Regions from separate parts of the Mus musculus genome. Here all the other regions are linked to region 5. The links are chromatin loops, found by intact Hi-C in ENCODE. Cell type or tissue: left cerebral cortex. All regions are shown on one strand.

What was found. Hi-C counts contacts between places; a loop is a spot of excess contacts. Peaks named below come from ENCODE experiments on the same cell type or tissue, not always from the same donor. Only the 100,000 strongest peaks of a DNase experiment are listed, where the experiment ranks them.
Region 1: a loop joins it to region 5, with 2.6 times the contacts of the local background. A loop is called at or near these places in 2 of 42 quality-filtered maps.
Region 2: a loop joins it to region 5, with 2.4 times the contacts of the local background. A loop is called at or near these places in 7 of 42 quality-filtered maps.
Region 3: a loop joins it to region 5, with 2.4 times the contacts of the local background. A loop is called at or near these places in 2 of 42 quality-filtered maps.
Region 4: it touches region 5 in a loop (10-fold over the local background); 7 of 42 quality-filtered maps call a loop at or near these places.

The regions. Positions count from the first base shown.
Region 1 is chr2:34,837,663-34,842,662 of GRCm38, forward strand. It overlaps Gm34653 (predicted gene, 34653), which reads left to right. Exons shown (of 3, transcript NM_001377044.1): 3 at 535-2,067. The coding sequence ends at 1,635. Among named protein-coding and RNA genes, the nearest start is that of Gm34653, 7.2 kb to the left of the region's middle. In left cerebral cortex, a CTCF peak has its summit at 2,684 (motif pointing right); a DNase peak (open chromatin) is centred at 4,248.
Region 2 is chr2:34,790,844-34,795,843 of GRCm38, forward strand. Rabepk (Rab9 effector protein with kelch motifs) reads right to left here. Exons shown (of 8, transcript NM_145522.4): 3 at 4,329-4,486. Among named protein-coding and RNA genes, the nearest start is that of Rabepk, 6.6 kb to the right of the region's middle. In left cerebral cortex, a CTCF peak has its summit at 1,988 (motif pointing right); no DNase peak of the experiment used is centred here.
Region 3 is chr2:34,911,410-34,916,409 of GRCm38, forward strand. Phf19 (PHD finger protein 19) reads right to left here and starts at 2,567. Exons shown (of 15, transcript NM_028716.4): 1 at 2,532-2,567; 2 at 208-393. The coding sequence starts at 387. It overlaps Gm24905 (a small nuclear RNA gene), which reads left to right and starts at 4,841; the gene lies at 4,841-4,946. In left cerebral cortex, a CTCF peak has its summit at 1,920; a DNase peak (open chromatin) is centred at 2,883; H3K4me3 peaks cover 1,523 bases.
Region 4 is chr2:34,868,402-34,873,401 of GRCm38, forward strand. It overlaps Psmd5 (proteasome (prosome, macropain) 26S subunit, non-ATPase, 5), which reads right to left and starts at 2,561. Exons shown (of 10, transcript NM_080554.2): 1 at 2,349-2,561. The coding sequence starts at 2,521. In left cerebral cortex, no CTCF peak of the experiment used is centred here; DNase peaks (open chromatin) are centred at 1,492, 2,638 and 2,872; H3K4me3 peaks cover 2,334 bases; H3K27ac peaks cover 1,661 bases.
Region 5 is chr2:35,106,567-35,111,566 of GRCm38, forward strand. It overlaps Cntrl (centriolin), which reads left to right and starts at 2,930. Exons shown (of 44, transcript NM_001379274.1): 1 at 2,930-3,063; 2 at 4,989-5,000. In left cerebral cortex, CTCF peaks have their summits at 1,684 (motif pointing left) and 2,364 (motif pointing left); DNase peaks (open chromatin) are centred at 1,681, 2,409 and 2,982; H3K4me3 peaks cover 1,495 bases; H3K27ac peaks cover 1,225 bases.

The DNA.
Region 1 (5,000 bases), 270 kb before region 5:
AGCTGGGCACCAGAATGCTCTTTGCAGATAATAGGAATCTGCTCACATTGACTGACGTGTCAGATGGGTTAGATTAGATGGAAAGTTATACTAAAATGTAAATGTCCATCAGGAGACACCCAAAGCAACCACATCATGGAAAACAGTTCTTGACCTTTGTAATCAGAGAGGAAACTGACCCAGGTGTTCCCATTCAAGAACTATATTTGTGTTTCCAGTGCCTGCGCTTTCTTTGTATCACATAGCATCTAGTTGGTGTATAAATATAAAATCTCTCATCCAAACAAGGAGGTGAACAACCGCCGATGTTGGGCTTGGGGGTTCACTTTCTGGCAAACACTCAATTCTGTAACACTGGAGAAGAGGGAAACATAATCTCGTGACCCGGGAGACAGCCATCCAGTAGAGGAGAGAAGTAATAACAGAATAGAATGTACTGCTAAGGACCGTAAGAAGCCCACACAGGAGTCAGCAGATGGAATAAACAGGGATGGGAATGGAGCTTAAAGGGACATAACTCCTTTTCTCACTTAGGTGACGCTCTGCCGACTTCGGACTCACCAGTGGTGTTTCATTCTCTTTAACGTCATACTGTTTCACGCATTGCTTTTTGGAGCTGACTTTGTAGAAGAATATTTCTTACATTCTTTGCCTCATGTAGATATGAAAATTCTCGACATTAAGGACAAGGCAAGAAAATTGAACCTGGAACCTTTAAGAGGTAATCCCTCCAAGTATTATATCCTAAACCAGCCGGAGGTCTGTAATGGGAAAACCATCTTTCTGCTCTCTCTTATCTTCAGTAGCCCAGGGAATGGAACAAGACGGGACCTCATCAGGAAAGCCTGGGGTAGTGTGACCACTGTCCAAGGCTACCCAATTCTCACGCTGTTTGCTCTGGGAATGCCAGCATTGGTAACTACTCAAGAAGAGATAGATGCGGAGTCTCAGAAGAATAATGATATCATTGAAGGGATCTTCTTGGACAGTTCTGAAAACCAAACACTGAAGATCATCTCAATGACCCAGTGGGCTGTGGCCTTCTGCCCCAGTGCCCTGTTCATACTCAAAGCTGACGAGATGTTTATCAATCTACCAGGCTTGGTAGACTATCTTCTCAATCTGAAAGGTCACCTGGAAGGTATCTATTTAGGAAGAGTTATTCATCAGGATATACCTAACAGAGACCCCCATAGTCAAGAATTTGTCTCTCTTAGTGAGTACCCCGAAAAATACTACCCAGACTACTGCAGTGGTGAGGCCTTTATACTGTCCCAAGATGTGGCTCGGATGGTGTACGTGGTTTTGAATGAAGCACCTGTTATGGTGCCCGCCGATGTATTTGTAGGGATCTGTGCTAAGTCCGTGGGCCTTATACCTATCCACAGTTCAAGGTTTTCTGGGGAAAGACACATCACATATAACAGATGCTGCTACAAGTTCATTTTTACATCTGCAGAAGTTACAGATGCTGAAACTTCCCTGGCATGGAAAGAAGTGAGTGATGGGAAGGAGTGTTCCCTGTTTGAGACTTATTACGGGCTCATTTCCTGCAAGCTTCTGACATACCTTGACAGCTTCAAGCATTTTCACACGGGGAGCGCAAAAGACAATGCTGTGTATTTTGGGAATTAGTATTCACTCGCTGTTAGATGTCTTCTTCTTCTTTTTTTTTTTTTGTTTTTTTCGAGACAGGGTTTCTCTGTGTAGCCCTGGCTGTCCTGGAATTCACTTTGTAGACCAGGCTGGCCTCGAACTCAGAAATCCACCTGCCTCTGCCTCCCGAGTGCGGGGATTAAAGGAGTGCGCCACCACTGTCCGGCTTTAGATGTCTTCTTCTTAAAGTGCTGTTTTCCTATTACAGAAGGCAACTCTCTGGGCCCATGTTAGGTAACTTCTCTGAATCTATTCGTACCTAGCAAACCCACAAGATGTTCTTAGTGTTCTGATGTACTCAGTCTTGACATCTTGATTTTGATGTTTAAGTCATTTAAAATAGGACGGTGTGATACTTTTCAAAATAAAATCTTTCAGAAAAGACAAAACATTAAATTTCATTATAACATATATTATGATGTACAGAGTGTATTTTCTAATTTTGAAAAAATACTTATTGTGTGTGCGCACATGCACAGGTGTGTAATATGTGTGTCACAGGACATGTATGAAGGCCAAAAGTCACTTCTTCCCTTCCAACATGTGCGTTCTAGGACGGAACTCAAATCATCAGACTTGACAGCAATCACCCTTGCCCAGCGAGCCATCTCACTGACCCATACAAGTGACATACAATTAGAACATATTCGGAACGCCTGAATCCATTTATTTAGCATATATGCTTCCTTACATACTTTTTGTTGTTGTTTTAATTTTTTTTTTCGAGACAGGGTTTCTCTGTATAGCCCTGGCTGTCCTGGAAAATGACCCTAAAACTCTTTTTTGTTTGTTTTGTTTTGTTTTGTTTTGAGACAGGGTTTCTCTGTGTAGCCCTGACTGTCCTGGAACTCACTTTGTAAACCAGGCTAGCCTCGAACTCAGAAATCCGCCTGCCTCTGCCTCCCGAGTGCTGGGATTAAAGGTGTGTGCCCCCAGGCCCGGCTTTGTTTTAATTTTTTAAAAAAGATTTATTTCTTTATTATATATAGTGTTCTGCCTGCATGTGTGCATGCCTGCAGGCCAGAAGAGGGCACCAGATCTCGTTATAGGTAGCCATGAGCTACCATGTGGTTGCTGGGAATTGAACTCAGGACCTCTGGAAGAGCCAGTGGTACTTTTAACCACTGAGCCATCTCTCCAGCCCCTTGTTTTAATTTTTAAAAAAAGATTTATTTATTTTATGTATGTGAGTACACTGTCACTGACTTCAGACACACCAGAAGAAGGCATCATATCTCATTACAGATGGGTGTGAGGCACCATGTGGTTGCTGGGAATTGAACTCAGGACCTCTGGAAGAGCAGTCAGTGCTCTTAACCTCTGAGCCATCTCTCCAACCCCTCTTTACATACTTTTTTAAAAAAGATTTATTTATTTATTCTATGTAAGTACAGTGTAGCTGTCTTCAGACACACCAGAAGAAGGCATCAGATCTCATTACAGATGGTTGTGAGCTACCATGTGGTTGCTGGGATTTGAACTCAGGACCTTCGGAAGAGCAGTCAGTGCTCTTAACCACTGAGCCATCTCTCTAGACCCTTTACATACTTTTTGCAAAAAAAAAAAAAGTGTGTTCTCTCAGCACGCACACACATACACATACACACACACATACATACATACATACACATAGACACACACACACAGTAACTAGTATAACTGTGAAGTATCCTGGATTTTCTGAACTTACTCGTGTCAAACTGAACTTGTAAGGCCAGGGGAGCTATGAAGCTGGGGAAGCAGGCCTGAAGCAAGAGTTGGGTTAAATCATGTCCAAATCCGGGATATATTGTCCTGAGATGGGCATGAGTAGGACTCATGCCTGTTCCATGCCCCGACTTTGCCTCGGCAGAGGAGGTCAGGTAGCCTGGTAGCCAGGTTAAACTTCCTTTCCCCTTACAAGGTCATATCCAGTGGCAGCTAGAATTCCTCGTCTTGCAGATAAGGCAACCTAGGTCTGGACCAATTATGTACACTCACTCTATAGCCCCTACTCACAAAAGTTTCAATAGCCTTGCTTCCCACAATGAAACTACGTGAAGCCTACCTCCCGGGAAGTCGGCTTCTCCTCAAGCTCCCTGGCTAACAGGGCCCTTGACTGATGACTCCCTGCCCACCTCCCAGAATTTAGAAGCCATATGTTTCCCGAGCTTGGCATTTTTCCACTGCATATGTGAGTGAAGCTGTAGTTGTCATTTGTGCTTGGCCTATGGCACTCACTACGATGTCCTCTTGTTCCTCTGTGCTGCTGCAAAGGATGATTTTTTTTCCTTTTGTTTCTTTCTTTCTTTTTTTTCTCCCTTTTCTTTTTCTCCAAGGCAGGGTTTCTCTATGTAGCCCTGGCTGTCCTGGAACTCACTCTGTAGATCAGGCTGGCCTCGAACTCAGAGATCCACCTGCCTCTGCCTCCCAAGTGCAGGGGTTAAAAGCATATGCCACCACCGCCTGTTGATAGTGCTTTCTTAAGGGTGAGTACCACCCACATTTTTTCTTTTTAAATCATGCATGCATGCGCGCGCGCGCGTGTGTGTGTGTGTGTGTGTGTGTGTGTGTGTGTGTGTAGCATACCAGAGAACAATCCAGCAGCACTCTCCCTCTACCATGTGGCCATGGAGACCAGACTTCGGTTTTGAATTAATTTCAGCAGCAGATGCCTTTGCCAGCTGAGTGACTCACTAGCTCTGATTTTTATCTGCTCATTCACTGATGCTCATTTTGTTTTGGTAGCTACAGACTCAGTCATTTTGACCACTATGTTTCTGAAAGTCCCTTCAAAGGGGAAGAGGCTGGGTGGTCTTGAACTTATTTTGGATATTACACTAGCCCTCTCTCTGTAGATCAGGCTGGCCTCAAACTCAGAGATCCCAGTATCTCTTCCTCTTGAGTGCTGGAATTGTGTGTGCACATGTGCATGCATGTGTCCCTTCTGAGGGTGCCCAGAGAGAGCAGAAGAGAGTGGGTTTTTTGTTTGTTTGTTTGGTTGGTTGGTTGGTTTTTCAAGACAGGGTTTCTCTGTATAGCCCTGGCTGTCCTGGAACTCACTTTGTAGACCAGGCTGGCCTCGAACTCAGAAATCCACCTGCCTCTGCCTCTGCCTCCCAAGTGCTGGGATTAAAGGCGTGTGCCACCACTGCCTGGCAGAAGAGAGTGTTAAACACCCTGGAGCCAAAGCTCCAGATGGCTTTGAGCCTCCTGTAGTGGTTGCTGGGAGCCAGGCGCAGGTCCTCTGGAAGAGCAGTCAGTGCTCTTAACTGCCGAGACATCTCTCCAGCCCCTACCCTACTGCTTTTTTGAGCTAGGGTTTCTCACTGAACCTGGGGCTCATCCTTTTGGCTATGTTGACT
Region 2 (5,000 bases), 320 kb before region 5:
CTGTCTCTTCTTCCCCGTTCAGAGTCCAGTGACATATGTCTGACACTAACTTTCTACTTGTAACTAATGGGACTTGGCTGACACGGGCCACTTGGATCTAGTTTCCACTCTCATCAGTGTGGGCTACGACTTTTTGTTTTTAGATTCTGCAGAACACTCCTGGATTCTATGAAATCTCCCTCCCTCCCTTCCTCCCCCCACCCCCTCCTTAACAAATCTCTGGGCAAATAGAGTAACAATGCCAAAACTAGCTCATCCTTTTAGTTAGCAAGTCACGAATGTAGGACCTTACAGGCATCACACTGTTAGCTAATCAAAACTGTAAATGAAGCTGGTTAGTACCTCTATTTAATAGGCTACTGGGGTTCAGATGGCCTTGCTAAGGTCACTATGGCACTTGATAGCTGCTGGCATGGTGGCACAAGTCCAGGATCCCAAAACATGGAAAGTGGAGGCAGAAGGACTGTGAGTATGAAGCCAGTCTGGGCTACATAGAGAACTGGAGGCTAGGATGGACTGACAGACAGACGTGACATAACTGAGCTGGAAGGGAAGCTCCTTGGTATCTAAAAGAGTCAAGGCATCTTTTTTTGCCTCATGCTGGGAGTAGAGTTTCAAGTATCTGGACAGTATAAACAAGAGTCTGTGGTAACTGTGGCTGGGAGCCTCAGCGAGAGGTGACACCCCAGGTCTAAATGATTGTGATGTACCTATGCAAGAGTATTGATGCTCTGAAAATTATCATGAGAAGCCCAACTACGGCAATTAAAAATGTTCTAATTACATTCTATTTATTCTGTGTGTGCGTGTTTCTGTGTGTTTGTGTGTATTTGTGTGTACATTTGTGTCACAGCTCCTGTGTGGAGGTTAGAGAACAACTTTGAGAGTTAGTTTCTTCCTTTCCACCAAGTGGGTCTTAGGAAACAAACTGAGATTAGCGTTGGGAGCAGAAACCTTTACCCACTGAACCATCTCTCCAGCCTCATTTCTGTTGTTTCAAACTTGAATTATTTACAGACCAAGTGTGCATATAAAAATGGACATAACCAGGGCAGGAGAGGGGCTCTGTTAAGGGCACTTTCGAACCTTGCAGAAATTCCCAGCATGTATGGAACTCCAGATCTAGGGGATGGAATGCTTCTGCCCCTCCACAACCCCGGGCACTCACATGCACATACTCCACAGACATTAAACAATAATGGGCTGGAGTGACAGCTCAGCACTACAATACCCAGGCTCAGGTCCTGGCACCATGGTGGCACACAGCTCTCTATAACTCCAGTTCCAAAGGATTCAACTCCCTCCCCAGTGCACATGCAGACATGGAGATCAACACTAATACACATAAAAGATATTTCTTATACTAATTCTTTAGACCAATCATCTCTAATTTAATAAATAAATAAAAAGAGTAAAACAAATCTTGCCAGGTGGTGATGCACACCTTTAACACCAGCAGTCTAGAAGTAGAGGCAGGGGCTGGTGAGATGGCTCAGTGGGTAAGAGCACCCGATTGCTCTTCCGAAGGTCCAGAGTTCAAATCCCAGCAACCACATGGTGGCTCACAACCATCCCTAATTAAATCTGATGCCCTCTTCTGGAGTGTCTGAAGACAGCTACAGTGTACTTACATATAATCAATAAATAAATTTAAAAAAAAAAAAAGTAGAGGCAGGTGGATCTCTGAGTCCAAGGCCAGCCTGGTTCTCAGAGCAAGTTCCAGGACAGCTGAGGCTATAGAGAGAAACTTTGGCTCAAAAAACAAAAATAAAGACAAAAACAAACAAAAAACCCTAAAACCAAATCTTTTAAAAATTGCCAGCTTTGTCCTCTAATCTCCATGTGTACTATGCACATGTACAAAATAATAGATGTAATGAAGAAATTAATAATACCTGGACAGGGGATGTTGGCATGCATCTTTTTTTTTTTTTTTTTAAGATTTATTTATATGTAAGTACACTGTAGCTGTTCTCAGACACTCCAGAAGAGGGAGTCAGATCTCATTACGGATGATTGTGAGCCACCATGTGATTGCTGGGATTTGAACTCCTGACCTTCGGAAGAGCAATTGGGTGCTCTTACCCACTGAGCCATCTCACCAGCCCTGCATGCATCTTTAATCCCAGCTCCTAATACTGGGAGGCAGAGGCAAGTGCATCTCTATGAGTTTAAGTCCACTCTGATCTACATATCAAGTTCCAGGACATCCAGGGCTATAGAGAAACACCCTGTCTCAAAAACTTATATATATACATATATATATATATACATATATATACATATATATAATTTATTAACATATAAACATTCCTATATATTTATAAGTATATTTACATACATATAGTATAACAGAAATGTTATATGGCCACACTTTCACGTGGTCACCAATTTTCAACTTCTGCCTTTTGTACAGCAGCATATAGCACATCATCATAATAGTTTATTCATAGCTTTGCTCCTTTGTTCATTCATTCATTCATTCATTCATTCATTCATTCATCTAAACATAAAGTGCCTGCCCTGGATATATGCTCTAGCAGTGGCTGGGGATACAATTATGAGTAAAACAGTCTCACTCTTTCTCCAAGGCTCTTAAGCTCTTGTGGGACATACAGGAAATAATCAGATGCACTAAGATCTTGGAAGGAGGAAATGGGAGAGTATATGACTCTATGGATATGGAGGAATATGGTATCCAAACCAGTCTAGAGCTGGAGTGCTAGCTTCCAGACAGAAGGGGCACTGAGTCAGGGACCACAGAGAGATGACAAGGAAGGAGAGGACCTCCTCATGCAAAGGGAACAGCATGAGCGATGGCTTGGGGGACATGGATGCAGTTCAGCTGGTGGAGCACTGGCCTCACACACACAAAGGCAGGGTCTGGTCAGCACCATCATATAGACCAGGTGAAGGGGCTCAGATACATACTTGAAAGGTAAAGGCAAGAGAATCAGAAGTTCAAGGTCATGCTGTCAGCCTCACAGTGAGTTCAAGTCCAGCCCCAGCCCCATGAGACTGCTTCAAAACAAAAAAAACCACCCTTGTCCAAACCAAAGAGCAACACTTTCTGCATGGGTATGGGACATGCACTGTGCAGTGAGCTGACATGGAGGCAAGCAGACCAGAGGGAGAATGATTCCAGGGCTAGTGAAAAGACAGCAGTGGTGGGACCTGTGGTGGGAACGGAAAGGGACAAACACAGTGGGAGACAGTCAAAGCCAGGACATTCATTAGAATGAGGGCAGGAGAAATGATGCCTCCTAACTGTTAATACATAACCAATTTCGGGATTGCCAGGGCTCAATACAGACTGTGGTGGTTTGAATACGCTTGGCCCATGGGAAGTGGTACTACTAGGCAGTGTGGACTCGGAGGAAGTGTGTCGCTGTATAGGTGGGCTTTGAGGGTGTCTAGTGCTCAAGCTCCACTCAATGTGGAAGGAGTCCCCTCCTGGCTGCCTTTGGATCAAGATGTGGAACTCTCAGCTCCTCCAGCATCATGTCTACTTGGATGCTGCCATGCTTCCTGTCATGATGATAACAGACTAAACCTCTGAAATGGTAAGCCAGCCCCAATGAAATGGTTGCCTTTATAAGAGTTTCCATGGTAATTGTGTCTTTTCACAGCAATGGGAACCCTAAGACACAGACTCTTCTCCAAACAAGGATGCTAAAGGTCAGCTGAGATCGGAGGGACAAATATATTCTTCTCTTTAAGAGGAAAACTCTGTTGTCTGGTCTGAGTCGGTATTATTATTTGTGGTAGTTTAAATATGCTTGGCCCAGGGAGTGGCATTATTAGGAGGTGTGGCCTTGGTAGAGGAGGTGTGGCCTTGGTGGAGGAGGTGTGGCCTTGGTGGAGGAGGTGTGTCACTGTGGGGCTAGGCTTTGAGACCCTCCTCCTAGCTGCCTGAGGACAAGTCTGCTCCTGACTTCCCTTGGATGAAGATGTAGAATTCTCAGCTCCTCTAGTGCCATGCCTGCCTGGATGCTGCTGTGCTTCCTGCCTTGATAATGGACTGAAACACTGAAGCTGTAAGCCAGCCCCAATTAAATGTCATCCTTTAGAAGAGTTGCCTTGGTCACAGCTATAAAACCCAAACTAAGACATTTTATTGCTGTTGTTGTTCTTATTGTTATTATGGTTCAGAGTCATTACTATTGTTGTTGTTGTTCAGGGTCTATGTTTTCCTGGCCTGGAACTTGTTATATAGACCAGGCTAGCTTCAAACTCCCAGGGGCTATCATGCAAGAATTCACAAGAACTGTACCACGATACCCAGTAGGGCTGGTGTTCTTAGGAATGCTCTACAGCACTGATCTTACCCAAGTCCATGGTGTGTACATCTGAGAAACTTTGGTTTGGATTTGCTCCCCCGACAATGAAGATCTTCCCGCTCTCGGCATCACCAACTGGGGGGAAATATGAGCAGCTGTGGCCAACTCGAGGGCAGGGCCTGTCTCCAGGGCAAGTCAAAGTGTACCTGCCAAAGGGAAGGCATGCTCAGGAGGCCGTGCGAGAATGTTCTTCCATTCCTCACAAAGGATGAAAGGCCTGGCACACATACTCACGCTTTAGGATATAATTACTATCATATGTGAGCAAGTGCCTGTGTTCAAGTGTGGGCTTCAGTGCTTTCTAGATGGGAGGCATTAGGGTAGTCACCTCACCTATTCGAACCTCAGTTTTCTCTACTCTAAAGCCAGGGTTACTATAGTTCTCACCTTCAAAGGGGGGTGTGATGACTCAGACAGAGCCTGGGAGGGTGCGGGGATAGATAGGGCACTATCGAATTCACAGGGACACCCTGGCCAACAGCCAACGATGTCTCCCTCCAGAATACACGGATTAAGCCTCATAATTGTAAAAAATCCACTAAAAGACTTCCCAGGCTTGGATCCTCCATCAAATCTAGGAACTTACGTCTAGGATTCAGACTACAGTACAGGGCCAGAACATTCACCGCTACATTTATTTTGATGGTTAGTGGGGGGGGG
Region 3 (5,000 bases), 200 kb before region 5:
GCTTTTAAGGACAGAAGAGCAGGCCAGAGAGTCTTCTGTACCCTGTCCAGTCTGATGCTTGCTTAAGTTCTCTGAAGAACCTGCTGGGCCACATTGCCCCTGAGGACAGCTCTGTTCCCTTCCACTTCCAGTTTCCAGGCATGAGGGATAAAAAGGGATGAGCAGAAAGACACATGAACCTGGGCCCAAGGACCAGAGCAGACTCACCCGCTTGATCTTGCCAAGGTAATATAGCCCGTCTGTCCACCTGCATAGCACGAACTGTCCCTCTGTCACCTTAGACATCAAGTCTTTGAAGTTCTTTTTGGTCTTAGACAGGCCCCCCTTGTTAGGACTGGTGGCACCAAAGGCTTCCAGAGTCCCTGGTTCCAGAGCTTGAGTCTCCATTAGCTTCTGCTGACATCGGAGAAGAAAGAACAATGTTTATCTTGCCACCTGCTCCTGAAATTCTGTAAGGCTCTCAAATGCATTTATTGACAGGACAACTCTGGGAGGGAGACATTATTATCTCATTCTAGGGATAGGGAAACAGGAGACGCAAGGAGAAGTGGCCGATGACCCAGAGGCAGGGCCATGGCTCACAAGGAGTCAAGGTGGCTCTATACCATACCTAGCTGCTTCTAAGAGAGTGAATCTTCCCACTGTGCCTGGCGCAAAGGACCCATGGATCTGAACCCCACTACGAGTCCAGGAGGCTGAGGCTTTGTCCCATATGTGGGCCAGTTCTGAGGATGCAAGCACTTAAGATGTTATGTTTCCCCTAAAATGTGTTCAGAGAAAGGCCCACCTAGTACTGAAAACTTTTGAGGTGGCATGGGAACCGTGTGACATAGCTACATGCCCTCCTTTTGTAATTCCCCTTTCTATTCTCAATTAACTGATGACTTCATGGGAACCAGTCTGGGGCATTTAAACCTGTCTGAAGCACATCTGCCCACAGCAGCTAAGCCATTCCCATTGCACCTAACACATCTGGCTCTCCCCCATCTCATTGAAGTGCTGCCTTTCGCTTCCCTGCCACAGTGGCTCCTGGTGCAGTGGCCTGAGAATCTCCAAATCTCCACCCTAGAATGGTTGGAGCATCCTGCCCAATTCCCCAGCGTATTCTGCTTCCAACTCTGTCTCAGTTTTCTTCATCAATTATTTCATTCATCTTTTCCAAGCCTATTTTCCTGAGCCTGTCGCTTGCTACTACTGGCTGGCACCTGGTACGGGGAGTCTCAGGACACCCAGCTTCCCTCCAGGAATCTTCCAGAAGGTTTGTGGCTTCCCAAACCTTCAGGAGTGGCCAGCATTATTGCTTTCTCCCCTCCGGGGGGCTCACCTGGCATCACATTCCTCCACATACATACACTCTAAGGTCAAACACAGCTTGCCGTGTGTGGGGATGGTGGGGGCGCTCCTGCTCAGGGTCTCTCCCTCTGCCTAGGTGTTGGGCACCTGGTGCCCTGCCAGCCCACAAGAAGACAGCTCTGGGTGTGTTTCCATGTGAGTGCCTCTTCAGAGAAGGTTAGTCTGGCAATGTGCTAGTCCTATACGTAAAACTAAATACACGTGGACATATGAGGGGCCTGGGGCGGCAGGGCATAGTCAGGGTCTTGGGTCTCCCGATGATGGGAGTAAAGCTCCTCTTGCCTTCTCTCCCTCCTGTCTTTTATTCCAGGGCAGAGGCACAAGCACCAGGTGTGGGCTGTAGTCAGAACTTTTGCCCTCTTCCCTGGCACTTGGCTCTTTGGGAGCTGGGAGGTCCCTGCTTGCTTGGGCCTGGAGTACCGCAGGGCCGGCCGGCCTCAGCAGGTTCACAAACTGACATTTCCTCCCCCACTGAGCTTTTGGGGGCAAGCCGGGTCGCTGCGCCCCCGAGGCCGTGCTGGGCCCCCGGGTGGTGGCCCCCCCATCCCGCCTCCATCCTCCTGGAGAGGGCCCCCGAGGGCTGTGATTGGCTGATTCAAACCCATCGGCACAGAAATGCTTGTTTGCGGGTTCCCGTCGGAGTCCAGTTCAAATCCGCGGCACTGGGCGCGCGGGGCCGGGCGGGGGCAGGAAGCGCGCATGATTCATGCGCCGAGGCCTCTCCAGGGCGGCCGTTGGCTTTTTAAAAGGGTGTTCAGGGGGGAGGATAGCTTGCAGAAAGTGTCCCCTTCAGCTTCAGGCACTCCTTTCCTCAGTTGCTCTAATTGCAAACTTTCTCCCGCTCCCAGCCGATCGTGCCTTACTTTGGACGTGAGCAAAATCCCAAATGTCCTGCCTATCCTCCTCTCCATAGCTTTAAATGGAAAAGAAAAGGCACACGGCCACAAACGGAGACCTGTCACCCACACCCTGGCCAGCGTTGGGATTGTGGCTGGGACTCCCGCTGCCCTGAGGGTACCGCTCGGGCTCCATCTCTATCCCCATCCCACAAGCGCGCAGCCTCCAGCCCCCGCCCGGGGATCCTAGGGCTCAATCTAGGTTTCTAGGAGAGGGGTCGTGTGCAGGGATTAAAGCGTGAAACGCGGACACTCCCGGGGCGCCCGCAGCGCGGGACTTACCGCGAGGCAGCGCGTCAGCCGGTCCCACTTGGAGTCTGGCCACCAGGCACATCGGCGGCGGCGGTGCGCTCGGCCCAGGGCTGCCTGGCCGAGTGTCCGCCCCTGGGGCCGGGGTAGGGGTCTCGGCGGGGGCGGGGCGGGGCGGGGGCGCCGCGGGGAGGAGGGGACGCGGGGAGGGAGGGGCCGGTGAGCTCAGGAAGGGGCCCCCCGGGCGCGGGGCGCCATCTTTTTCGCGTTTTCCCGCGAATTATTGACGTCCCCGCTTATGTAATTAGCAGGGGCCGCACCGGCTTTGCCATTGGAGCCCGCGGCTGGCGGGGCCCCGCAGCGTCTCCCGGGGCCGCCCCCGCGCAGCGAGTCCAGCGGGCACACGCGGAAACACAGCTGTACAGAACCACGGCTGGGCGAGCGTACGCACACCACACGCACACAGCTACTACACCCAGACCCTTCACGACCCGGGTTGGTCTCCCAGCACCTTGATCTTACAGAACCAACATTCCACACTACTCCTTGGAGACCAGGAAAAGCCTAAGAGAATCAGACACAGGACACACACCACATATATATGTGTGCCATAAGTCACAACACTCAAATGACACTGCCCTCAGCATAGACTCCCGCGAAACCACGTGCAAGGCATACACAAGTCAGCAACATAGAGCCCCGACACAGTGACCACAAGACCCACTCGAGTATGCCAGTCACGCACTGTAGAGTTAACAGTGTAAAAGAGATAGTCACACAGACCATGTGCACAAACACGGCAAATATGAAAAGGGCAAGCTTAAGACAGATCTTGTGGATAGGGCTCCAATCAGATAAGATCTCCCTCCAGGAGAAAAAAACCAGAGTGTCCTGAACCAGACGCACTCTTGGCGCCAGAGCTTGAGATAGTGTCGGTCAACACCCCCTACCTGCATCCCTGCTTTCAATCTGGACTGCCCACTGCACCTGCTCGAATGGCTCCCTGCAGACACACCCTGCTGGGATGAGTGCATTCCTGGTGTGCTCTTTCCTCCTAGAGCCTTCCCTGTTCATTTTTCAGGGTTCACATTGGCCCTCTGCTCCCTGGGGTGTGGGCAGTCTGGCCTGCAGCTCCTGTCTGCCCCCTCAGTTTGAGATACAGGAGTCCTCTTCCACATGCCCACATTCCCCTTTACTTCTGGGTCTTACTGCTCCTCCTGAGGATTTGACCCACAGCAGAATCTGGCTGAGCCTGGAAAGGAAGTTGGTAGCAGCCCCACCAGACAGGCTCTTCCAGCCCAGGAAGGCATAGCTGCACACCACTTTCTGCAGAGATAACCCTTCTCTGTACAGGAAGCTCTGTCATGAGCCTCTAGGCTGGCCAGAGGCACCTTTAGGATTCCAGGGACAGAGACAACAGAGCAAGCCTGGCTTTGTAACTCACAGGCTGGCGCCACCTATTCCTGGATGTGAGATTGAGTGTGTCACTTTAGTTGTCCAGCTGTTGGGAAGGTTAGAGGCACTGTATGCAAAGTCCCTGTCACCCCATGGGTGGGCAGAAGGTAAATACCGTGCTTTGTCTAGTCTGTATTCATCCACTGTTCTCTTGTGTAGGGCTACAACTGGCTTTGGGCACAAAGGCAAGTAAGAGAAATGGGGCCTGCAATCTGGTGAGGCAGCCAGTACAGGGGTAACACTTTTATATAAAAAAGGTCTTTAGCATGGAATTAGGGAATTGTTGCTATGAGGCCAGTTCTGCCTCTGAGCAGGGGGATTGTGGGTAAGCTAGCCCCCAAGGTTTATTTATATACCCCGTCCTATCTGTTCCAAAGCGGGGGCAACACTACTCTGCCTCACGGGGCCGTGGCCTAGAGAGAGGTTAACATAGGCTCAAGAAGGAGCAGGTGCTTTGGTAAACTCCAAAGCAGTGTGTGAAGTGAGAAGGTGTTGACATACTAAAGACAGGAGACTTGTAATGTCACCAAAAAGGTTGTGTGTCATTCACAGTGGTTTACAGGCTAAGGTCCATGGAGAAACTAGCATTTGGACAGGATACAGTAACAGAGAGGCCCGTATTTCAGGAGGAGGGAATTTCAGGAGGGACTGATCAAAAAAAAAAAAAAATAATAATAATCCAGGTTAAAAAAATAAGAAGTGCTAGCTAGGTGTGGTGGCATAGGCCTTTAATCCCAGCACTTGGGAGGCAGAGGCAGGTGGATCTGAGTTCGAGGCCAGCCTGGTCTACAGAGTAAGTTCCAGGATAGCCAGGACTACACAGAGAAACCATGTCCGTCCTGAAAAACCAACACATAGAGTAATAAAAAAAAAAAAAAAAACGATCAGTGCTCCCTTAGGCAACGTAGATACTAAAATTTGAATGATACAGAGAAACTTAGTCTGGCCCCTGTGCAAGGGTGGCATGCAGATTAATAAGCATCCCATGTTTCCCTCATGTCTTAGGGAAATTGCTAATTTGATTAGTGATGGAAACTGCTATGAACA
Region 4 (5,000 bases), 240 kb before region 5:
CCTGTGGGTCACAGCCTCTTTGTGGGGTGGACCACCAGAACACAGATATTTATACTACAATTCACACCAGTAGCAAAATTACAGTTATGAAGAAATAATTTTATGGTTGGTGGTCACCACAACACAAAGAACTGTATCTAAGAGTTGTAGCATTAGGACAGTTGACAGCCACTGGCCAGGAGTCTGATGGGTGGTGATGGGGGTTGGGGGGGAGAAGGGGGAAAATAAACAACAAAAAGACCCCCAGATGTCCTGCCTCAACAAATTGGAAGATGAGAATAGATTCCCTGAAGTTGTCCCCACACATGCACTCCAGCGAGCACACACATGCTTGCTCTCTCTCTCTTAAAATAATTTTTAAAAGCAGTGATGGTTTAAAGTGTATTGTGTATAAACTGTCTCAGGTCCTATGTGAGCCTTAGCTGCCAAGCAAGCTAAAGGTGGTAAGTCAGTCATCCTTGTTGGACTTCTATGGTGAGTATCAGTGATCTTAGGTGTTAAATTTCCCTCACGCAAGGTGTCAAGATTACAGATTTACAGCAACAAACCCAGAACCTGAATCAGCAGAATTTCTTATGTGGTCTAGACAACAAATTAGTAACAGTAGTGTAGTGTGGAGACTGCAATACTATCAGAGGAGAATCACTCCAACATATTGCAACTGCCATATATAGTACATATCCAGCTCTAAGTGCCCATTCAAACTGCCTCCTAGAAGCCGGGCGTGGTGGCACATGCCTTTAATCCCAGCACTTGGGAGGCAGAGGCAGGCGGATTTCTGAGTTTGAGGCCAGCCTGGTCTACAAAGTGAGTTCCAGGACAGCCAGGGCTATACAGAGAAACCCTGTCTCAAAAAAAACAAAAAACAACCAAAAAGCTTCCTAGAATACCACCCCAGCACGCAGCAAACTGTCTTCTCCATTTACTATATTCCCAAACTTCCCAACTTTGGTTCCTGTTGCCAACCTGCACTATGATTTTTCAGAGTCTTTTCATTTTCAATATGAAAAGCCGGCTAGGGAGAAGCCCTGGGAGAGAGCCTGAGCTACATACTGAGTTTAAGACAAGCTCTATACAGCAAGATCCTATTTCAAAACAAACTAACAAAACTGGACCCAGTACCTTCTTTAAAGGCTGTAGGCCTCATCTTGTATTTACCATGTATTTCCTGAACTGTACTTCAGGGCAGATGCAGAGAGGAACAAATGTGTTTCCTAACCACAAAGACACACACAGAATTATAACAAGGGAAAGGTATCCAGAATTATAAACAGAAAAATGATAATGTCATTATGGTGTCTGACGAAGAGCCACTTGCAGCTGGAGAAAGACTTTTTTGGGGAGGTGGCACATGGGCTGGGTCCACAGTCAGTAGAACTGGTGTGAGAGGAGTTCAGAAAGTGCCAAGTCATGCTCTAGGAACGTTAGTGATGGTAACACGGTAGTGGAACAGATGCGCTCAGTGGAGTAAATGAAGGAGAGTAGCCTGGAAAAGCAGACTGGAAAGCTACCAGGAAGGGCCCAAATACCAAACTATACAATCATGATTTCCACAGACAAGCTAAGCCAACTGACCTGAGACATTAGTTCTGGTTGCAGGGTGAGGGCTAGTCAGAAAAGGAAAATAACCACTAAAATACTGACTGTTAAAACCAACTTAGCAGACGTAGCAGGAGTAAGAGATGTAGCAGAAGGGAGGTAAGAAAGCGCACTGAAAGCATTCAGTGCTGACTGACTGGAGCTCACTATCTTTTCAAATTAAAATTCAAATACAAAAAGCACATTAAATGATCAAGTTAACAAATACAAGACATTTCTAATTTAATGCTATAGATGCATATTCATCAAAAGTTGCTATCCTAACATTTTAATTCCAGTTGCACATTAATAACTTCTACATATAATCCTGGGTTATGCAGTTTACTCTCGCTTGTAAGGGGTATATAGTGGATTAATTTACACATAAGCTTTACAATTTTCCTTTTTTTTTTTTTTTACATTCAACACTTTCATACATACACAGATCGGCCGCGCAACGTTACGCAGCAATAATTTATGTCCTTAATGATTTATTAATATGGTTGTTTCTAGTTTAAAGTTTTGCTGTCTCACAAATCTGTTATTCCGTACATTTTAATTCCACTGGACAAGCATTCACTGGATACTGAAATTAAAAGGCGTGCCGTGGACCCCGCCACAATATCAGCAGAAGATTCCTTCCGGAGAGGAGAACCGTCAAGACCCGGGCAACACACAGTTGTGGACATCTTGCAATTGGACAACCTGGACTTTTCTCCGAAAGACCCCTGCAGCCATCCCTACCCGCCCAAGCCCGGTGCTTCTCTCACCGATTGTTCTGGTTAAGCAAGGAGAACAGCGGGCGGAGGCGTAGCTCCGCCGCCTGCTCGCGAAGCTCGTGCAGCGGCACAGCCTGCACCACTGACTGCAGCGCACGAAGCTCCTCCAGCGGCGCCTCCAGCCGCGCCACCTCCCGCAGGAGCGACACAGCCTGCGCCGCCATCTCCCTGGCTCCCGTCTGCCCGCCCACCTACTAGGTTCCCAGAGCGCCTCTCTGAATCTCGCGAGATCTTACGGAGCGAAGCCTCCCAGCAGATCTGTCAAGTCTCGCGAGATCCTTTCTCAACGCGGTCCCCGCCCCTTTCTTTGGGGCCCGGAGTCTTGCGCGTGCCGGGAGACTAAGAGACTGAGACCGCCCAGGGGATCAAGAGGCTTTGTGCACGCTCTCCGCAGAGGCCTCCGTGACGGAACCGGGATGACTGAACCCGAGTCCGAGGCCAGGTGGCCATCAAGATGAGGCACATGGTCCCCGAAAACTTGGACGTGGGGCGCCGGTTTGACGTCTGTCAGCCAATGGAAGGCCTGATTAAGAGAAGTTTGGGGCCGATGTGCAGGAAGTTTTCGGCATCTTCCAGAGTCTGCGCGTGACGTAATCACCGAAGGACAGACATAGCATTTAGTGCGGAGAGAAGGAGCAGGCCATGGAGGGGCTGGCCTCAGACTCCGAGACCAAATGCACACAGAAGTGTCTGATGGAAATCAGTGGTCAAGGACAAGCTATATATATTTCGTGAAAGAGAGAGAGGAGAGAGAGAGGGAGAGAAGCTTAAAAATCGCTGCCATCTGCGAAACACGGGGTTGTTGGAGAAGAACCATTAAAAGCTAGTTGACAACCAACTATTTCAAGCCGTTGGAATGTCTGGTCAGAGTTGTAGACCTCATTTGGTCCCCTGTGCCAAGGAGATGAGTCTGTTTTGGAACGCATGGCTTCCTGTTCTTTTACGGAAAGAGACAAAAATCCAGGAAGCTTAGAGGAGACTAAGGATGGGATGCCCATCTGTATGTGTGTTCGCGCGTGCATGTCAGGGACTCAGGTGACAACAATAAAACTCTGCGACTTTACAAAGACCCTAATCCCACTCTTTTGGAAAAGGTTAAACTACCCGTTTCCCCATTTTATGTCATACACACGGAGAACTGTCACTAACCGTTGTCTTCTCTTTTCGTTACTTCACGATTATCGTACCCTTGAAGCCTAGAAGCTAATTGGCAGAGAAAACTCTTGAATTAAAGGTGTGGGTGATTATGAACAGAAGTCCCAGGCATTCAGACTCCTCCCCAGCCCTCCAAACTCCCAGGGGCTTGTTTTCTGTAGCCCTTGGATCATAATATTTTCCAGACATTCAGGAATTATATCAAGAAGACATTTGACCACTTTGCTCCCTGCGTTGAAAAAGAAAACTCACTTAAGTAACACAGCAGCCTTATACTACTTTTAGTAGTTGTAAAAGAAGTTTAAAAAAAAAAAAAGATGACACATAGCCAGTCATTCTTAAAGCTTGCGAGAAACTTAGGAGTATGTTGTGAGTGGCCACACACGTTTCCCTAGAGCTGATGAGATTTAAAAAGAATGGAGAATTGATTTGGTTAAAAATAATATTGGGAAAAGTGAGCCAAGAGTCTATATCCATAGACAAGAAGACCAATCCCTGCAACCACAGACTGAAGATGACTCTAAGCAAAGCGAATGTTGCCTATGCTAGGCCTCAGCCCTCACTGGTTGCAATTGCCCTGGATCCTGGCTTGAGATGGCTCAGCAGATAAAGGCACTTGCTGGCAAGCTGAAGACCTGAGTTCCATTCTTTATGGTATAAGGAGAGAGCTGACTCGTACACGTTGTCTTCTGAATGCCACACCGTGGCACATAGTCTTAAGTGCTGGCACATAGAGACATACACATGCCACAATATGTGTGGAGGTCAGAGGGCAACTTGCTCTCTTTCCATCATTTGGGTTCTGGGATTGAACTTAATTCTTCAGGTGTGGTGGCAAGCACTTTTACCTAATGAGCCATCTCTCTGGCTCAAACTCATCTCTATTGGCTCAATAGGTTGTCTATTTTGTTGAACTAAAACACACACACACACACCAGAATAATCTAGATACAAAATAGTGCCATAACCAGTTTATGCTGTGTCTCTTTCCCTATGTCTGGAGTTGTAATCATTGTCAAGTTAGGATATGTCACATTAAAGAGCTAAATTAAAAATTTGGAAATCTTTGAGCCAATGCAGTATAGCTTAGCAGGCAAGTACACTTGCTGCCAAGTTCAGTTCCTTGGACAAAAACTACATGGCTAACAAGAGAGAACAGACTTATGCAAAGTGTCTTTGACCCCTATATGTGCAACATGGCACATTGCCAGAACCTCACAGATACACTAAATAAATAAATGGACAACTCTCTTTTTAAAAAAAATCCAAAGAAGCCGGGAGGTGGTGGCGCACGCCTTTAATCCCAGCATTGGGAGGCAGAGGCAGGCGGATTTCTGAGTTTGAGGCCAGCCTGGTCTACAGAGTGAGTTCCAGGACAGCCAGGGTTACACAGAGAAACCCTGTCTCGAAAAACAAACAAACAAACAAACAAAAATCCAAAGAACTAAGAATATATAGAATCCAAAGAGTATATATATTTAGATGTTT
Region 5 (5,000 bases):
GATATTTTCGTCTAGAATCAGGTCATTTTCTCATGTCTACACTCGCAAGCCTCTAAGAGAGGATTTATATTTATCATGGAAAATATTTTTTGTTTGTAAACTGTACCTTACTCTGTGAGACTTGAGGGTAAAAAGCAGAAATGAGCAAGTCAGGCAAAATCCCAGCATGGATGGGGAATCAAGCCTCCAGCCTAGCTGAGGAGGTATTGGCAATGGATGGGTGTTAGAAGACTCAGCTTTCGCAGGGATGAGGCCCCTGAGAGTCTACCCATGCTCCAGTAGACAACCCTAATGCCCACACGCATACAGACAGCACTAAATAAACTCAGTGGCTTTACAGAAAAACAAAACAAAACAAGACATTAATCTGGGAAGGAAAAGTGTGTGCCGGTGAACTGGGCAGGAAATGAGGGGGTTGTGTTTGATCAAAAACTACTCCATAGCTGGGTGGTGGTGGTGCACAACTTTAATCCCAGCACCCAGGAGGCAGAGACAGGTGGATCTCTGTGAATCCGAGGCCAGCCTGGTATACACAGCTAGTTCCAGAACAGCTAAGGCTACACAAAGAAATCTTGACTCAAAACAAAACAAAACAAAACAAAACAAAAACAAAAACAAAAAACCAAAAAAAAAACAACAACAAAAATACCCAATGGGATAGACAGACAGGCAGATAAAAAATACCCTACATGAATGTATGAGATTTCCAAATAACAGAACAAGCTTTATTTCAAAATATAGCCATAATTTAGTCAATTTTTAAAGTCACACTAGGAAGTCACAGTAATGGCAATGGTGGAAGCTGGCCGACTCTGCCTGACAAGTTCCTCTGGTTCTCTTTTAAAGGTGATGCTCAGAGTATTTAGTGTGGATTTCGTAAGAGAATCCAAGAAGAGCAATCTCAATAGCTTTGCCAGGGTTTGGACAAAAGATCTTGAAAAACCTAAGTCACTGTGCCCTGGCTCATCTTCCAGCCCTGGAGACAAGTCACAGCCAGAAGCCAGATGGCCTTCCCATCTCCCCAGCTAATATCTATATTGTAATCTAAATGTAATCCAGAAAAATTACAGCTCATACCAGGGAATAAATTAGCATGGAATGTGAGCTGCCCTCACTCTTTTGTATATTTACTCTTGTTGGGGGTGCCTCTTCCAGTGTGCTAAGATGGACTATTAATAATCATGGCAAGTATCTGAGGCTGGAGGTACAACCAAGATTTCCACCATGCTAGACCCAGAGAAGGTTAGTTACTATATCTCTATAAAGGAGGAAAATAGGGCAACATGAAAGCAGAGAAAAATGAGTGTTCCGAGAGAGACCCCTGGATTTTGTGTGTACTTTTTGATGACTACTGACTGGACTGATGAATTGACTCTGGCACAGTGTAATCTGACGATGGAACTCATCTGAATGCCATTACAGATTAGGGAAAACAATCATGAGTTTGTGCAATTAATCCAAGTCTCTGGCTGAAAGACAAGTACCAAAGACCAGAATCTCACCAATGTACACTGAACTAATACCTAACATCTGAACTTTGTCTGAAAATAGGTCCAAAGTCCTTTCAAGGTTAAATAGATCTTTGCATAGAGTTTGCTTTCCAACAGCCAAAAATTGTGCTGCAAAGTTGCGGAGAAAGAGAGGACCATGCCCACCAGATCCAATAGTGCCTCCTGCTGGAAATGATCAGAACTTCCCATTAGGTCAAACGACCTCAGCTTCTACAAACAGGCTTCATGCTGCTTAAAAGGTTCCCCTTCATATTTAGCGTCACCACACCAGACGTTTGCATAATTCATACTGAACTGCATTTGTGCATTACTTATGTTTTCTTCAAACCGCCCTGAATTACTTAATGTCCAGCTCATTGCCAACTTTCCCAATCCTTCCTGGGGTTTGTACAAGCTGTTCTCTTTGCCAAGCAAACACCTGCCCTTGGTTAAACTCTTCTTTCAGAGTTAAGATGAAAGTTGACTTCTAAGAAGTCTTGCTTAATGATAAAAATTAGACTTATCAGCTACTGTTCTAAGTTCTTTCAAATCATTAAGGTTAACTGCTGGAAATGGGGACGATTATATGTTACATGAGAGTAGAAATTGAGGCAGAAAGGAAATTTGTAAAAGTGTTAGAAAAATGAGCCAGGAAGTTTGTGGTAAAGAAAGGAAACGTTAATGCCTGACTGGAGAACAAGGTAGTTAAGAAAGATGATGGAGAGGGTGCAGAGATGGCTCAGTGCTTAAGAGCATATAACTGCTCTTCCAGAGGCCCCAGGTTCGATTCCTCTACCCAAATGGCAGCTCACAAAGGTCTGTACCTGCAGTTATGTGGGATCTGATGCCCTCTTCTGGCCTCCGCAAGCACATGGTGCAGACAATTAGGAAATACAGTAGAAGGCTGCTCTTTGGGGCATGATCTGCTCAAGTCTCTGTAAATGCTTGCTTTAGTTCTTTTGTACTAACATAAGGGGCACTCTTGGACTGTGAATCCTAGGATCATATAGCTCAAGTGAATGGTCACTGGAGCCCAAGCAGTCTTGAGGTGCAGCCACGTCCGGCTCGATCAGTTTCCAAGTATGACAATTTGCCTCCAAAATAGTCGCGTAAAGGATAGTGTGCATCGAGACACGGGAGAGCTCAAGGCCTGCCTTCCATCATCCCAAGATCGAATGCTGTGAACATCTCCATACTGGTTCCTCCGGTTGTTGCCTTAGGGAGAGGAACGTAAGCCTTCCCCCATTGCTTCAGTGGAAAAAATCTCTCCTCACAGACTCGGCGCCCAGAGGGCTGACCACAGCCCGCCAGGTTCATACCCGGAAGCTTCGCACCCCCAAATTGAGCGCGCGCAGAGGCGGCAAGGGTGGCGGGAAGCGCCTCCGCCCCGTCCCGTCCACTAGTCCGTGTCGGGGGCGTGGCGATAACAAGCCCCGCCCACACCAAGCTGGCCCTCTCGGCAACCGGCACAACACAACAAAATGGCTGCTGTGCTGTCGGTCTCCTGAGGGGAAGTATCCCGGCGTCTCCGCCTCGCCCCTCCCGCTAGGCCGTTCCTTCCCGTGCTGAGGCGGTGAGTGTACTTCGGCGTCCGGACCGAGCCTGGGTGGCGGGCGGCAAAGGCCGGAAAGCCCTGGTCCAGCGTGAGGTGTGCCGGCTCCGGACGCATTCGGGGCGGGGGAGTGTGCTTGGAAAGGGGATTGGACGGGAAGGAGGAGGGCCGGGGCCGGCGTGGGCAGGGGAGGGAGGGCAGGGGAGGAGAGGCGTGCACAGCCTAGGTCGGGGCGCTGCTGAGTCGCAAAGTTGGGGTGCGGCGCTTAGAAGGATGAGGTTCCCGCAGAGAGGGAAGAGTGCCGGGGTGTGTCACCGTCTGCGGGATAACTGCGATGGAGATGGGCTGGCGGTCCTGAGGGCTCTGCTGTTTAACCTCAGTTCTGTGACTCTGAGCTTGTTCCTTTTTTCCTTTTTGAAGCATGTGTGGATGATGGGGGTGGGGGGACGGACACGGGACACATATCGTGATGCGCATATGGAGGGCAAAGGACAACTTTGTGGAGTCGGGTTTTCTCCACTTTTCCGTGGGCTACAGATACAGAACTTAGAACGTCAAATTAGCACAGAAAATGCCCTTACCCACCGAGCCATCTCACTGGGGCTCTGGGCATGTCCCTTAACCACTTCCTAGATGTCTTAGTTAAGGTTTCCATTGCTGTGGTAAGACATTGTGACAGAAAGCAACTCCGGGAGGAAAGGGTTTATTTGGCTCCCATGTCTCTGGTTGCAGTGCATTCTATATCACTAGACAATTCAATTATTTTGTATCCTACATCATAGTCTTCTCTTAAAAAATCTGAAATTATAAACCATCTAGAATTATTCTTATCAAATCCTCATTAAATTATTATGAGGTCCTATGTTACTTCCCCTGATTAGTAAATTATTACTTCTAAGTAATGATTCCTATAGAATTAGGGAAGTATTCAGTGGGTTCCAGAAACCTGGATCACTGAAAGATTAAGTGATGGTTCCACACCCCTGCTTCCCTCCCTGAGTTGCCATAGCTCCTGTGAAGTCTGCATGTAGAAACACACACTATCTCATAGGCTGACCCTCTCAGTGAATCAGGGTTCTGAGAATGGACAGCACTTATGGACAGAAATAGAATCTGCAAGGACAGCTTCGTTGGTTGCAGATGAGCATTTGTCTTATTTGAAGATGGTCTGATACCACACTCAGCTAGTTTTTTCAAAAGTATATTGTTAAACTGGGCTTTCAGTTTCGTTTTGTACATGAAGGTAGTATTTGGCTATAGGGAAACTCAAGGCCAAAGGAAAGCAGCCTCAGGCCAAATTCAACTTATATAAAGATTTGTATGCAACATTCTATTACAATATCCTTTTCTGATACCAACTTGTCATTGGATTGAAAACTACTTAATATACTATCTCACTAAATATTTTTTTTCCTAAAAATTAGCTGTACGTTTGAGAACTGAGGGTCTACATTAGGTTGCCCAAGGTGATGTTTAAAGGGAACAAAAAGGAATTGTGGAGGAGCGCTGACATTTAGAGGAAGTAGAGGAACATGAGCCAGCAAAGGAGGCCATGGAGTAGAACAGGGTTATGTCAGTAGAGCATGGTGTCCCAGACCAGCTTCTGGGAGGATAGAGTGCTTACAAGTGTTGGTTGTCAAATATTCCTGTATGTGACCTTGTATGGAAAGGACCTGTGAAAAGTTTGAGCTGATAAACTGAGAAAAGAAGTAACTAGGGACACTCTGAGCTGAGCATGTGTCAATGACAGGCCTTCCAGGTCTCCTTCTGTGGAGGCTGATCAGAGGTTAAGGAAGCACTGGTCCATAAGCTTGGAGAAGTGTGGGCAGAGTCTATTCCATAGCCTTCCCGTTGACAGCATATGATCTGATAGCTCTAGAGAGAATGTAACACTCTCAGTAGCTGTGGAGACTTAGCCTTGTTAAAGACCTCGGAAACTCTTACAGGTTTTGATGGCC